2 separate regions of the Mus musculus genome follow, and region 1 is linked to region 2. The links are chromatin loops, found by intact Hi-C in ENCODE. Cell type or tissue: left cerebral cortex. All regions are shown on one strand. Region 1 holds the start of Gm35474 (a long non-coding RNA gene). Region 2 has its middle 2.6 kb from the start of 3300005D01Rik.

Region 1 (2,500 bases), 53 kb after region 2:
TTCTTCTTCCTCCGTCTTCCTCCTCCTGCTGCTGCTGCTGCTGCTGCTGCTGCTGCTGCTTCTTCTTCTTCTTCTTCTTCTTCTTCTTCTTCTTCTTCTTCTTCTCCTTCTCCTTCTCCTTCTCCTTCTCCTTCTCCTTCTCCTTCTCCTTCTCCTTCTCCTTCTCCTTCTCCTCCTTCTCCTTCTCCTCCTCCTCCTCCTCCTCCTCCTCCTCCTCCTCCTCCTCCTCCTCCTCCTCTTCCTCCTCCTCCTCCTCTCTCCCCTCTCCTCTCTCCTTCTCCCTCAAACTTTTTAGCTCCACCTTCCCTTCCACTGCCCAATCACCAGCTCTAGCCTTTATTTTACAAGTTCCGGTGGCGCACGCCTTTAATCCCAGCACTCTGGAGGCAGAGGCAGGCGGATTTCTGAGTTCCAGGACAGCCAGGGCTACACAGAGAAAAACCCTGTCTCGAAAAATAAAAACAAACAAACAAAAACCCAAAACAAGTTAAGGTGGGGAGAAGGTTCTTAAGAAGTCACCTGCTTATGTGATTCACTCCTCGCCAGCAACCCCTCCTGGGAAAGCGGAATTAGCATCAAAATACAAGCAACACCAGGACTCCAGGACACGTTGTTGATGACTTGGGTATATCTCCCCTGTCTACCAGAGTGGCTTTCCAGGTGTGATGAGTTCTGGACTGCTCAGCGTCTCCCCATTCCTCAGCTTCCAGGGTCCCTGCTGAGAAGCCACTGGCTACAGCTGGTTTTAAGTGCCCTGAGTCTCTCTCCCTGTTCTTAAGACTCCATTTTCTGTGTTCTGAAGTCCATTGTGGTGTCAGTGTGGATTTGTGTGCATGGCTTGGGGCTTATGGGGTGTCAGGGGTTGTGTTTCTAGTTTTAGAAGTTCATTTTGGTTCAATTTAATTCTGCTTGGTTATTCTTTAAGATCTGATTCGTTACTCATTGTTTTCAAGTTTCTGATCCGTTGGTTTAATAACAAAACTCAGTGTCTTTCTGCTCATCCGTTTTCATGGTCTTGGTTTTCTTGCTATTTTATTTTTTTCCTTGGAACTTAGTTCTGATCCTTATACTAAAATTGTGTTTCTCGGGTAGAACTTGTGTTTGTCTGTTCCAGTCGCCCAGAGGCCTCCTCCTCCCAGTCATCCCCACTTTGTCTGCTTCCTTTTTGCTTGTTTTTCCAGCCATGCCAGACAGCATGGACTTGGGCCCCAGCTCCCAGGAGGCATACCCTCCTTCCCCGGCTCCACACCTCAGCCAGCCCTCTCCTTGCTGTTCCCTTCTGTCTCTGACCCGCTGGGGCCCTGCGGCAGCCTCACTATCCGCTGGACTTTTCTCTCTTCGTCCCCTGACGCTGCAGCTCGGGTTGTAGGCGCTGCTGAGGTTCTGCCGGCACGCGCACCTCTCCCGGGGTTTCTGCGTTTACTCCCTTTTGGAGTTTTCCAGAGTGGTTCCTTTGTGCTGACTCAGCAGCATGTCTTACAGGCCATGTGATCGGCTGCTTTGCTTGAAATTTTTATTGCACTTCGTTGTTCCTGCTGGACTAGAGCCAAGCCTGAGTGTCCTGAAAGCACACTGGAACGCGAAGGAAGCAGAGCGTGAGTGCACACAAGCTGTGTACAGCTCATCTTTGGGGATGTTTGTGTGAGCATTTGGATGAAACAAGAGTTACTGCCAAGCTTTCAAAATTGTACATTGTGTGCATTTCCCAGCTTCCCAGTTGGTACTACCTTTTTTTCTCACGGTCACTAAATGCATGGTGTTCTACCCTTCCAACTAATTTTTAGACATAAATATAGTATTTATAAATTATTTAGACATTACATTATTCCATGAAAAGGCAGGACTCACAGGAGTCATAGGAGTTCTGTGTTCTTTAATAGAGTATCCTGCCTTGCAGGACCCAAAGTGCATTTCAAGTGTCCAGTCTGCCTGGCTGGACTCTCAAATTTTATGCAGTACTTGCCATATTAGGCCATGTTTAGGGCCCAGTGAGGAGAATGTACTGGACAAATAGTCTAATGCCCTGGCCTATTCCAGATTCCCCAGTGACAAGGCCAGGGTGCTTAGGAATGCATAGAGTTCGTCGTCTTTCGGTTTGCAGGTCAGCAGTCCTTAAAATGGTGGCTTTATGTCTGTACTTGGTTTGCAGTACTTAGAACTTGTTCTAGGGACAGGGTTCTCTGCTCGGATTTCAGATCTTTAAATCATTATTTAAGACCATATCTTCTTTCCGTTTTCAGTATTGTTGTTCAATACTTACTTAAAAATACTCTGTTTCTTTTTCTGTTGCTATGATAAAATACCCTGACACAAGCAATTGAATATTTCTTTCAGCTCACAGTTCATGACAGCAGAGTCAAAGGCATGGGAACTTGAAGCAGATGGTCACATCCTGCCTACTGTGGTTGGCACCATTCCCTACGCTGGGATCTAGGATTGAATATAAAGGAGAAAGATGCACAAGCAGTCATCTCTCTCTATTTCATAGGTAACTATACAA
Region 2 (2,500 bases):
TAAATTTGGCTAAACTAACTGTTTGAAAGGAAGATGTCTGAGCAGTGCAATTGTTATCCCTGGGGCTTCCCTGAGGCCCCTGAGAGGGTCTGCCCACTGCTCAGAAGGGTCAGTCAGAAGGGAGTCATGCCACAGGAAGTGACCCAGTGAGTTTCTTCTCACTGCTTAATGATGGGAAGGCTCCTGGAATCCAGGGCTTGCCCACACATCCATCAACTGCCTGACTTTAAGTAGCAAGTATGACAGTTCTTCAAATTTAGAATACAGGTGTAACTGCTGCTCTGTCTTGCTTTCATGAGAAGCAGAGGGCTTCAATCTGCCTAAAAGCCAGGCGCCACTGCCTCAGCCTCAATTTACCCAGCTCAGCTCTAGTTGTTATATTCAAAACGGCACCTGTATCCGTCCCAGGATTCTTGCTACCCTGAGAGAATCCTCCAAAACATTCAACATAAGCCATCTCTCCTGGCCAGTGATATAATATAGATATGAAGTTGACATGAACCCTAGCCTTGATCCCCAAGATGTGGATAAAGCCTACTGAGGGCTCCTAGAAAGGAACGGGGTGAGAAACCTTTAATACCAGGACTTGGGAGGCAGAGGCAGGTAGATCTATGAATATGAGGCCACTCTGGTCTACCAAGTGTGTTCCAGGACAACCAGAGCTAAACAGAGAGAGCCTATATTGAAAGAAGGAGAACAAGAAAAAAAAAAAAAAAAACAAGCTCAGTCTCTGGGTCACACCCACCAGATTTTTTTCCTGTGAAACTAGACTTTGTTTCAAGTGTGACCTTTGAGATGAGACATACCATCAGCTGACTGAGAAGACTGTCCTCGACAGTCACAAACGATAGCGGTGAATGCCTGGCTGCTAAGACAAGTTATGTTGTATTTTATAATCCTTGCTGGTATGATTGAAAGAGTCACCTTAGAAACCGTGTACCTCTGTCCTCCATAAATCACAGAGCTCCAGAGAAGCACGGTCACCTCACCCACTGCCTCTGCGCTGTCACATCAAGACAACAACTGTATCATTTGTGTGCATCCAATTCTTCCCATTTTCAGTGCTGAGTATACTTTTCCAAGGTTCTCAAGATATCTTGGTCCTTGAAAGAAGACCTTGAGGATTGGTGTCACATCCATGCCTTGATACCTCCTGAAAATGCATGCAAGGTACTAGATTCTCTAGCTAGCAAGCCAACATTCTTCTTCTGAAATTGAGCCGCAGACTGAGTTGAATCCCTAGGGGGCAACATAGTCAAGTACATCGGAAGGATCTACTTCTGGCCAGTAGAGGGCGAAAGTCACGCAGACAGAGTATTTCTTCTGCACTATAGGAAGTTGTGGTAATAAGCCCACAGTGACAAGGCTGTAAACCCTGAATGATAATCCAGCTAAATTTGGTGGTCATTCCCTTGGGACTCAGCATAACGTATGTTTGTTACATTGTCTCATATGTGGCCACATTAACTTTTAGATCAGAAACTAATTTACAAAAACACAAACACACACTAAAAACACTTGCAACGTATTATTTACAACTTACTGTTTCTCTCATAAAAATCAAGACAGTCAAAATAACAATTATAATAATGAACACTGCTGCAGAAATATTCCAGAAAAACGAAGTAGCTTAAATGCCTTAAAAGTATTGTTACTCATCGTCCTATGCTCTGCAGTCTCAGCCTCGACTCTCACCCCAGCCTCCCACTCACCCAAGAAGCAGCAACCTGGCAGAATAATGGGCCCAAGTCACACTGCATGAGAGAGGTGACACTCTTCTGATTCAGCTTCAGGATCCCCTCCCTCAGCTACTGCCTTCAGTCACCATCACACTTAATTAGCTACTCCCTAAAGACTCCACCCAGTCCTTGCTGCCAGAGAGACAAGTCGACAAAAGACACAGGCTTCTCATTGAAGAGCTCATTTTCCAAAGAAGCACAGAGACTAATAGAGAGATGGTTGTGTTCTGGTTTAGCGTGGCCAAGTCAGAGAAGAGTCACCCAGGGAGGAATGCGTTAGCTTCCCCAGGTGTGTTAACTTCCCATTGCTGGGACACAAAACCTGGCTCAACAGCCTAAAGGAGAGAACTTGGGTTTTGATGCTGTTGTTTTGCAGTGCTGGAGAATACACGGAGGTGTTCATGCTAAGGAGGTGCTCTACCGCTGACATAGACCCACCCCCAGCATCATTAGGAAGGTTTGCTTTGTCTTATAATTCCAGAGATCTCTGAAACTGATTAGCTAGTCCTGCTGCTCTGGGCTTTACAGTGGCACAGTGCATGGTAGAAGTCTGTCGTTTCCTTCACAGCAGCCAGGAAGGAGAGAGAGAGAGAGAGAGAGAGAGAGAGAGAGAGAGAGAGAGAGAGTAAAGGAGGCTGGGTTTCCAATATCACCTTCAAGGACACATACACAATGGCTCAGTCTCTTTCCTTAGAGTCCGTCAACTCTCAGGATGGAGAACAAGACTAAATGACATGAGCCCTTGGGTAGTGCTCCAGATC

What was found. Hi-C counts contacts between places; a loop is a spot of excess contacts. Peaks named below come from ENCODE experiments on the same cell type or tissue, not always from the same donor. Only the 100,000 strongest peaks of a DNase experiment are listed, where the experiment ranks them.
Region 1: a loop joins it to region 2, with 3 times the contacts of the local background. A loop is called at or near these places in 23 of 42 quality-filtered maps.

Annotation. Positions count from the first base shown.
Region 1 is chr17:5,848,266-5,850,765 of GRCm38, forward strand. The region is part of intron 1 of Snx9 (sorting nexin 9); the gene reads left to right. It overlaps Gm35474 (a long non-coding RNA gene), which reads right to left and starts at 86. Exons shown (of 2, transcript XR_876357.2): 1 at 1-86. In left cerebral cortex, no CTCF peak of the experiment used is centred here; a DNase peak (open chromatin) is centred at 1,505; H3K4me3 peaks cover 592 bases; H3K27ac peaks cover 484 bases.
Region 2 is chr17:5,794,776-5,797,275 of GRCm38, forward strand. No RefSeq gene overlaps it. Among named protein-coding and RNA genes, the nearest start is that of 3300005D01Rik, 2.6 kb to the right of the region's middle. In left cerebral cortex, a CTCF peak has its summit at 1,281 (motif pointing right); a DNase peak (open chromatin) is centred at 1,280.